2 separate regions of the Homo sapiens genome follow, and region 2 is linked to region 1. A link is an interaction called in ENCODE POLR2A ChIA-PET data of the cell type or tissue named here. Cell type or tissue: Panc1. All regions are shown on one strand. Each heading gives the region's core, and the rest is flanking DNA. Links, peaks and the distances in the headings are about the cores only.

Region 1 (5,247 bases), core at 618-4,617:
GCCAGGAGCTTTCAGTCTTTTTCTGGATCTTTTCCCAGAGGAACCAAAAGAAAAAGCACTGGGCAGAATCCCAGGAGGCCCCATTCTGGTCCCTCTCCCAGATGGTTTAGCACTCAGAGAGCCTTGAGAGTGAGCGTGGAGAGCTAATTCTGTCCTTAGCTTGGCCATGCAAAGAAGAGTGACAAGTGCCAAACCCCCAAGGGGCAGGATGGGGCAGGCCAACCCTGGGAAGAGGACTTGGGTCCTGGGAAATAACCTCATTGCCATGCTTAGGGTTCCTCCCCATCCCCAAGGAAAACCAGATTGGAGGTAGGGATCCAGCCCAGGGAGGCAGCAGACCCAAGCCCCATGCTGGCACCATTCCAGGGGCTTGGACTATCCGGCCTGGTGAATGGTCAGGAATTGAGTCTGTGGCCACTGCCCTGCTCCCAGGGGACAGAATGCTTTGACAAATGGACTTTCTTCTTCTTGAGCCAAACTGATGTCCGGGAGGGACCAGGGTGACAGAAAGCTCCTGGGCTGATCACACGGACAGCTCTGCCTGATGAGGCAGACAGCCCTTGCCCCTGGGGATGTCCCAGTTCAGTGGGGATCAAAAAAGGAGCCAGGTCACAAATACACGAACCCCACTGCCCCAGTCCTAATCAGCACAGAGGGAAGAAGATGGTTGTGGTTTGTGGACAAGAGGGTCATCTACGGTGAGAAGCAACCCCCACCCACCACAGCACATCTGGGACTTCTGACCCTGAGGGGTCTTCTCTGATATTCAGGAGAGGCCTTCCAGGGGAAGCAGGTCTGTGATAAGAACCCAGAGGTCTATGCCTGTGAAGAGGGCTTCTATATATGGGCACCCCTCACTTGAGGAAAAGCCAGGAGGTGACAAATGTCCCTTGTATTAGTTCATTCTCACACTGCTATAAAGAACTACCCAAGACTGGGTAATTTATAAAGAAAAGAGGTTTAATTGGCTCCTGGTTCCACAGGCTGTACAGGAAGCATGGCTGGGGAGGCCTCAGGAACATTAACCTCAGGAATCATGGCAGAAGGCAAAGGGGAAGCAATCACATCTTCACATGGCCAGCAGGAGAGAGACAGAAGGGGAGAATGCCACACACTTTTAAACAACGAGAGCTCATGAGAACTTACCCACTATCACAAGAATAGGGAGGGAGAAATCCGCCCTCATGATTCGATCACCTCCCACCAGGTCCCTCCCCCAACATTGGGGATTACAATTCAACATGAGATTTGAATGGAGACACAGAGCCAAAACATATGATTCCATCCCTGGCCCCTCCCAAATCTTATGTCTTTCTCACATTTCAAAACCAATTATGCCTTTCCAACAGTCTCCCAAAGTCTTAACTCATTCCAGCATTAGCTCAAAAGTCCAAATCCAAAGTCTCATCTGAGACAAGGCAAGTCCCTTCTGCCTATGAGCCTGTAAATCAAAACAAGTTAGTTACTTCCATGATACAATGGAGGTACAGGCATTGGGTAAATGCTCCCATTCCAAAGGGGAGAAATTGGCCAAAATAAAGGGGCTACAGACCCCACACAAGTCCAAAACCCAGCTGGGCAGTCATTAAATCTTAAAGTTCCAAAATAATCTCCTTTGACTCCATGTATCACATCCAGGCCACGATGACACAAGAAGTAGGTTCCCAAGGCTTTGGGCAGCACCACCCCTGTGGCTCTGCAGAGTACAGGCCCAACAGCTGCTTTCACAAGCTGGTGTTGAGTGCCTATGGCTTTCCAGGCACACAGTGAAAGCTGTTGGTGGATCTACCATTTTGGGGTCAGGAGGACAGTGGCCCTCTTCTCACAGCTCCACTAGGCAGTGCACTAGTGGGGACTCTGTGTGGGGGCTACAACCCCACATTTCCCCTCCGCACTACTATAGTAGAAGTTCTCCATGAGGGCTCCACCCCTCCAGAAGACTTCTCTCTGGACATCCAGGTGTTCCATACATCCTCTGAAATCTAAGTGGAGGCTCCCAAGCCTCAACTCTTGCCCTCTGCGCACCCACAAGCCCAGCACCACGTGAAAGCTGCCAAGGCTTGGGGTTTGCACCCACTGAAGCAATGGCCCAAGCTGTACATTGGCGCCTTTTAGCCACAGCTGGAGCTAGAGCAGCTGGATGCAGGGCATCATGTCCCAAGGCACCAGGGCTCTGGGCCTGGCCCACAAAACCATTTTTCTCTCCTAGGCCTCCAGGCCTATGATGGGAGGGGCTGTGCAAAGGTCTCTGACATGTCCTGGAGGCATTTTCCCCATTATCTTGACTATTAACATTCAGCTCCTCTTTACTTAAGCAAATTTCTACAGCCTTGAATCTCCCCTACACACACACCAAAAAATGGGTTTTCTTTTCTACCACATGGTCAGGCTGCAAATTTTCCTAACTTTTATGTTCTGCTTCCCTTTTAAGTACAAGTTTCAATTTCAGACCATCTCTTTGTGAACACATATGAGCATATGCAGTTAGAAGCAGCTAGGTCACCTCTTGAATGCTTTGCTGCTTGGAAACTTCTTCTGCCAGATACCCTAAATCATCTCTCTCAAGCTCAAAGTTCCACAGATTCCTAGAGCAGGGACACGATGCTGCCAGTCTCTTTGCTAAAGCACAGCAAGAGTGATCTTTCCAATTCCAGTAAGTTCCTCCTCTCCATCTGAGACCACCTCAGCTTAGACTTTACTGTCCATATCACTATCTGCATTTTGGTCACAACCATTCAACAAATCTCTAGGAAGTTCCAAATTTTCCCACATCTTCCTGTTTTCTTCTGGGACCTCCAAACTATTCCAACCTCTGCTTAATACTCAGTTCCAAAGTCGCTTCCACATTTTCAGGTATCTTTATAACAATGGCCCACTCGTCTGGTATCAATTTTAGTGCCATTCTCACACTGCTATAAAGAACTACCTGAGACTAGATAATTTATAAAGAAAAGAGATTTAATTGACTCACCATTCCACAGGCTGTACAAGAGGCATGGTGGGGGAGGCCTCAGGAAATGTACAATCATGGTGGAAGGGTGAAGGGGAAGTAAGCACATATTCACATGGCAGCAGGAGAGAGAGCAAAGAAGGAAGGGGTACACCTTTTTTTTTTTTTAGACAGAGTTTCACTCTGTCACCCAGGCTGGAGTGCAATGGTGCAATCTCAGCTCACTGCAACCTCCGCCTCCCAGGTTCAAGCAATCCTCCTGCCTCAGCCTCCCGAGTAGCTGGGACTACAGGCATGTCACCACTCCTGGCTAATTTTTGTACTTTTTATAGAGAGGTCGTTTCACTATTTTGGCCAGGCTGGTCTCAAACTCCTGATCTTGTGATCCGCCTACCTTGGCCTCCCAAAGTGCTGGGATTACAGGTGTGAACCACCATTCCTGGCCAGGGCTACACACTTTTAAACAACCAGATCTCATGGAAACTCACTCATTATCATGAGAACAGCAAAGGGGAAATCTATCCCCATGATTCAAACACCTCTCACCAGGTCCCACCCCCAAACCTGGGGATTAAAATTCAATATGAGATTTGGGTGGGGACACAGAGCCAAGCCATATCATCCCTCAACCCAAAAGGAAGACTTGGGGACATCCCTGGCATGCTGAGCTCCCTGAGAGTGGGGCTGTCACACTGTGATGTGATTTACTGATATTTGTTACCACACAGCTCTCCATAAATGAGGGCTGTCCACTGTGAACCAGAGGTGGCTCAGACTGGGCCAGGGGGCCACTGCCTCTGAGCTGTACAGGGTCCAGCCCCCACAACCCCCTGAGGCACTCAACTCACAGCAGCCCTGGTGCTTAGATGCCCCTTCCAGGGTGCCCCAGTTCTCCCAGACCCACCATGAGGCCAGGGGACTCCCCAAGAGGTGGGAGGCCCTGATATTTGGAGGGAGGAAATTCACACGCTGGAGTTCCACTGGCCCGGGTTCAAATCCTGGCTCCGCCAACTTTTAGTGTGACGTGAACTTTTTTCACCTGCAGAGCAGAGGTGATGCAGGTCCCTACCTGCCTCCTGGGGCTGTGGTAAGCATCCAGTGCTCATGGGATCTAAGAAGGCCCTGTGAACTTCTGAGGGCGTGGTGTGATGCTGGTGGCTCCCACGGCTCCCAGCCAGGACCCAGCTGTCCCCCAGAACACATGGGCTCACCGCCTTGGTTTGGCCTGTGACAGCAGTATCCTGCAAAGCCTGGCTGGTTCCCATGTGATTGGGGTGGGATGAAGCTGTGGCTCGGAACACACCAACATGGGCTGGGCACAGTGGCTCATGCCTGTAATCCCAGCAATTTGGGAGGCTGAGGCAGGTGGATCACTTGACGCCAGGAGTTCAAGACCAGCCTGGCTGGCCAGGCGCAGTGGCTCACGCCTGTAATCCCAGCACTTTGGGAGGCTGAGGTGGGCAGATCACAAGGTCAGGAGATCAAGACTATCCTGGCTAAAAGGGTGAAACCCCATCTGTACTAAAAATACAAAAAATTAGCTGGGCGTGGTGGCACCTGCCTGTAGTCCCAGCTGCTCGGGAGACTAAGACAGGAGAATCACTTGAACCCAGGAGGTGGAGGTTGCAGTGAGCCGAGATCGTGCCACTGCACTCCAGCCTGGGCCACAGAGCGACACTCTGACTCAAAAACAAAAAAAAACAAAAAAAACACCAGCCTGGCCAACATGGTGAAACCCCGTCTCTACTAAAAATACAAAAATTAGCTGGGTGCAGGTGCGGTGGTGTGTGCCTGTAATCCCAGCTACTCAGGAGGCTGAGACACAAGAATCGCTTGAACCCAGGAGGCAAAGGTTGAAGTGAGCTGAGATTGCGCCACTGCACTCCAGCCTGGGCATCACAGCGAGACTCTGTCTCAAAGGAAAAAAAAAAAAAAAGGAAAACCCCAACATGGTGGTGAGTGAGGAGCAGGGGAGGCCCCTGGGGAGGGCAGAGCAAAGGGGCCCTGCAGGACAGGAAGTCTACATGGGAATGGGCTGTGGTCCTCCAGCACATAGCAGGTGGGCAGGATATTTACAGGACATTCTCTGCACCTCCCACCATTGCTGGCTGTGGGCAGACCCTTGGCACCCAAATCTCTATGGCTCGGGAAGAGAATAAAAGAAGCTCTGCAGAAGGCACTGCTGGGAGTGGCAGGATCTTCACTGCCCTGCCCTGCTGGGAGCTGCTCTAGCACGTGGGTCCCCTTGGGAGGCAGCAGGCCTCAGAGGGAGGGCTCTCAAAGAGGCTTCATAGCCG
Region 2 (5,247 bases), core at 649-4,648, 140 kb after region 1:
TCAGGGGAGCTAGGAAGAAGTGCAAAAGCTCTACCACTTTTTGTTTGGCCATCTTGAGCAAAATTATTTACTTCCACTGGGTCTCCGTTTCTTCATCCATAAAATGGTAACAGGAGTAATAATAATAATAATAATAATAATAATAATAATAATAAAATAATGACAATAATAATACCATTTACCTAGTTTTAGGCTTATAGAAAGGATCAAAGATATCTAAATGCTTTACCAACAACTAAAAATCGAGACAAATATAAAGTGGTATTATTATTCTTCCAATAAGGAATGATGAAACTCTAAATCATATTGTTCCATTCCTCCAAGAAGCAAACCATAGTTCAGTTCAACAGAACTAAATTTATTTATTTATTTATTTATTTCTTGAGACGAAGACTCACTCTTGTCGCCTAGGCTGGAGTGCAATGGCATGATCTTGGCTCACTGCAACCTCCACCTCCCAGGTTCAAGCAATTCTCCTGCCTCAGCCTCCCGAGTAGCTGGGATTACAGGCGCCTGCCACCACACCCAGCTAATTTTTTTATTTTTAGTAGAGACGACGTTTCACCATGTTAAGGCTGGTCTCAAACTCCTGACCTCAGGCGATCCACCCGCCTCAGCCTCCCAAGGTGCTGGGATTGCAGGTGTGAACCACTGTGCCCGGCTGCAGAACTAAATTTAAAACTCTCAGGAATAACACACTCTCCCCAACATTCTCCCTCTGGCTTCTTAATTCAAGCAATGGTGTCACTAAGCATCTGAAAGCCAATCTGTTAGCAGAACTGAGAGACAAAAAATCTACAAAATTTGAAAAGCTATAGGACAAACTAAGGGGAAAAGGGTAAGGAAAGAAAAGGACTACTGGGGACAATGAGTTTATTTTCTGCCTGTAACTGTTAGTGGGAATGCACAACTCTCCCTAATTCTGGGTACTCTGCCCTGAAAATTAAACACTATTATTTTAAAATGATATCCTAGTTGTTTAGAAATGCTTAAAGGAGTGAAGTTCAGGAAATGGCTTAAAGAAATTACAACTTAACACATAGCATTTAGAGGCAGACAGTCATCAGGAAAGTGATCTGAAGCTCACTGTCAGCTCATACCAAAGTGGTCCAAAGCTCTGCTCTGCTTCCCAGGCCAGGCGGGAGGAAAGGCCTGGGGACTGCACATCCCACATGATTTAAATTTGAATAAATCTTGGAACAGGAACATCAGCTTCGTCAGCTTACTCAAATGCTTTTGAGTCATACATTTTCTATTTGAATGAAGAAAAATCTCCCAATCCTCTTCTCTCATTTCAACCCTTTTACACTAGATTAGAGATTTCCAGATAGTAAAGATTAATTCGGAAAACTTAGAAATTACAGTTGGAAAATTCCAAGGCCCAACACAGAGGTGTTAAAGTTGGGAATGAATGGAAGACTGCTTGAGCTTTACTTTTAAGTAATGTTGTTTCCAACGGCTCATGGTTTTGCTTCTACAACCTTTTGAGTTTGGTAAAAGATTATACCTGAGAAGTTGCATTGTGTGGAGGAAAAATAGAGGCTGCCTCCCAAATTAATTTTTTTTGAAAACTTCTAGCTCCAATGAGTCATTATTAAATTTCAATCAAGGTTCCTGAAGAGTCTGAGTCTAATTTTTCTCATCTGTAAAATGGGCTTAATCCTCCTTCCCTCCCTCCCTCCCTCTCTTCCTCCCTTCCTTCCTTCCTTCCTATTGGGTATATGTGAAAGTTACATGAGAGAGCATAGGGAAAGATCCTAGGCCCATATTCGACATGTAGGAGTTAATAAATGATGGCTACACTCTTCACATCGCTGATATTTTTTTTTTTTTTTAAGACAGAAACAACATTGTTCTGTCACCCAGGCTGGAGTGCAGTGGCACAATCTCAGCTCACTGCAACCTCCGCCTCCTGGGTTCAAGCGATTCTCCTGTTTCAGCCTCCTGAATAGCTGGGATTACAGGCATGCACCACCACGCTTAGCTAATTTTTGTATTTATAGTACAGGTGGGGTTTCACCATGTTGGGTCATGCTGGTCTCGAATTCCTGACCTCAGGTGACCCACCTGCCTCGGCTTCCCAAAGTGCTGGGATTACAGGTGTCAGTCACCATGCCCGGCCTGCTTTCTGATTTTTAACCGTCATATTGACCAAGACATTCCCTCTTTCTCCTAAGAATAAACTTTGATTCAGCTTTTCTTCAAGATGGAGACAGACTTTTAGAAAGAACAATTATAAGGTAGAAAGAAATTTAAAAAAAAAATTAGAAAGAACCTTCCAAACAGAGTGAGTGTCTTGAAAATTTTATCTCACTTAAAGTTTGTCACAATTTTTCAAGAAAGGCCAAAGACTGATGTGAAGAATACTGAATCACAGAAAAGGGATGCATGACCACAATGCCAAGGGTCACCAGCCAACCTAAGAAAGCTTGAACACATGATTCCTTTATAAACCATGTTTACACTAGGGTAGAAAACCACTACTTTTGGGGGACACAAATATTTTCTGTCTTTTCAACTTAGCAACTGAATATACTTTTCTACCACACAGGCTCCAGTTTTGGAAGATCAAGTTAATTCCTCTCAAATATGACATGTTCAGGCCTTAAAAAAAAAGAAATCTGAAGAAGCTTGTTCTTAACTGAACTACCATTAGGAAATGAAGAAGTTCTGAACTTTTTCTTTCTGTTTCAAAAACAGGACATCAATAGTGGCATCACTCATTCCCTGCTCTGTCACTTCTGGCTACTGAGCTACCTGATTAGGGTGGAAAAGGGGGAAAGCTAAACCCTGCTCACCTGGCTCCTTCATGAGCAAACTCTGCTCACCTGGCTCCTTCATGCGTGAGGCTGCTCAGTGAGGTACATGGGGACTGCCTGTGAATTTTGGTCACTTGCAGTTCTCATGACACCACTCTACCCCGGCCCCCACAAATACACTTTTATTAGATCCCCCAAGATGGTTGACAGTTGCCCAAGTTAGGGTGAGTCATTCAGCATCTAAAATTTGCTTCTAACCAAAAAGAGCTCAGACTAAGGGAATGATTTTAGTACTCAAAATTATCAGAGGAAAATAAAACAAAAATTCTGATGCCAAAAATTTGAGTCATTTCCCTATGTACAACAACTCGAAGGTACCTCCTCTTGACTGGAAAAGAAATCCCTCGGGTGACTTATTTAGGATCAAAGTCTTTTTGAAAATAGAAAGCCTTACATTCTCTAAGGGAAAGATCACTGTCTGAAGTGAATTTCATTTACCCTGAAGTTTTGTGCCAACTTAAATACACTAAAACCCCAATGCTTATGAGAAGGCATTCACCTATTACTTGCTTATAGGTACATGGAAAAGCTATTATGGGGATAATCAGCTCAACTATAAAATGGAGCAGTCATACATAATGACAAAAACAGATACAAGTCATAAATTGCCTTTTCGCCTTCAGAATCCATGCAGGGACTCACTCAGTGCATTCTTTTGTGCAAAGATAAAATTTTCACCTTGAATAAACATTGCTCTTAGTTTTGTCTGAGCCTTATAAATACAGTGACTGCAAAGTAAACAACAACAAAAAATGCTGTTTCTTAAACAAAAGGCAGATGGGCCCCTCTCTCCTCAACAAGGTCATAGTATATATGATAGAAGGCTGGCTGATGGCAGGGGCTGGCTGAGAGTCTCTGTGCAGGGACAGGAAAGTCAGTTTCCACTGGATCATGGCTAGGCACCAAATCTGGTGTCCTGGGACAAAGGGCTGGTGAAAGGTTTGCTTCGAAAAGAAGCAGCTCCTCCACACTGCTGTCCCAAACAGAAACCAAAGAAATGGAACAAAATGGTATTTAAAGTCCTAGCTAGATTTTCTACTGAACTATCTGAACTGTCTGAATTTCTCGTTTTCTCGGTCTCAACTTGCTTATATTTATCTTCAGACAGTTTTCCTAAAAGTTATCAAAGTTCACTGTGGGACTAGGTAGGGCTTTTTGTTTGGTTTGCTTTTTATTTTATTTTTTTGGTTTATTTGTTTAACACATAGAGGCATGTCTAGAATAAATCTTGTAGTTAAGTGATATCTCAAAAGTCTAATTAAAAATGAGAACTGAGATGCCAGTACAGAAGAGCCAGGTCTCAGCTCTGTAGTGACCTGGCTGATCTTGGGAAAGTCACCTGACCAATCTGGGCCTCAGTTTCTTCATTTACATAATGGGGCTGAAAATGCCCATCTAGCTACTGACCAGGTAATTCTGATGATCAAATGATATCACATGAGTAAAACCATGGTTGCAATTGCCAAGGTTCTTATTGCCTATAAAGAAGACAGTGACAGCCACAACCAACCTAACACGAGAATGACGGTGGGCACCAGCACTTCCTGAGGGCCTGCTTTGTGCCAAGAATGCTACCATAGTGGTCACTGACCAGCTACACAGTGACATCAAATAAGAGGCTTCTGGTGGGAAGTCAGCAGTAATTAATGTTTCATATTCTCTGCAGTGCCTAGAAGAATGCCTTACAAACACAAAGGAAAAACATCCTGTAAGAAAAAAAAAAAAAAAAAGACCTTCAAAATTAGCTGGACTTGGATTCAGATCCACCCCTGTCACCTCTAGCTGTGTGACCTTGAAGACTTAACTTCTCTAACTCTCAGTTTCCTGATTGGCAGAATAGAGCTTAACATACAGAAGACAATGTATATAAAGGGTCTCTCACCAAGCCTAACCAACAGGAGGTGCTCAACAAATGTTTATACATTAGTATGTATTCCACAATGAAGTGCAGTGTTTCAACCCTGTTCCTACACCTTTTCCTACTAATGCTGTTTGTACCAAGAAATCATCTAAAAAATTAGATCTCTGTCAAATTCATAAAAAACAAAACTGATTTAAGACAATGAAACAATGGCTAAAACAACATAGAATAAAATGCATTAACTAAAAAGTGGCAGAAAACTCACATCTCCTTGACAAAAATTTGATCTGCAGAATTTGAGCTGGGAAATTTGGGCCTGGTAGAAATAAATACCACAAAGCAAAAGAGAAAACTACCATACAACTATAAAAGTTATTAGTAAAATTAACATGTAGCAAACAATGAACAATGAATTCTAATTTACATGAATAGCAAATAACCACTATGAAAATAATTTGTTAAGAACACGACAAATTATGAAAATATCTGTATTCATAAACACAGAATCAAAACAAACATGGGATCAAAAAGGTACCCAGAATCAAAAGCATCCTATATTGACTTGAT

What was found. ChIA-PET counts read pairs that join two places held together with the same protein. Peaks named below come from ENCODE experiments on the same cell type or tissue, not always from the same donor. Only the 100,000 strongest peaks of a DNase experiment are listed, where the experiment ranks them.
Region 2: POLR2A ChIA-PET joins it to region 1 with 7 read pairs; 4 of 35 experiments call an interaction of 5 or more read pairs at or near these places.

Annotation. Positions count from the first base shown.
Region 1 is chr1:12,560,256-12,565,502 of GRCh38, reverse strand. No RefSeq gene overlaps it. Among named protein-coding and RNA genes, the nearest start is that of MIR6730, 16 kb to the left of the region's middle. In Panc1, for the core only: no CTCF peak of the experiment used is centred there; no DNase peak of the experiment used is centred there; H3K27ac peaks cover 3,030 bases.
Region 2 is chr1:12,422,151-12,427,397 of GRCh38, reverse strand. All of the region lies in intron 65 of VPS13D (vacuolar protein sorting 13 homolog D), which reads right to left. Among named protein-coding and RNA genes, the nearest start is that of SNORA59A, 82 kb to the left of the region's middle. In Panc1, for the core only: a CTCF peak has its summit at 4,533; no DNase peak of the experiment used is centred there; H3K27ac peaks cover 2,112 bases.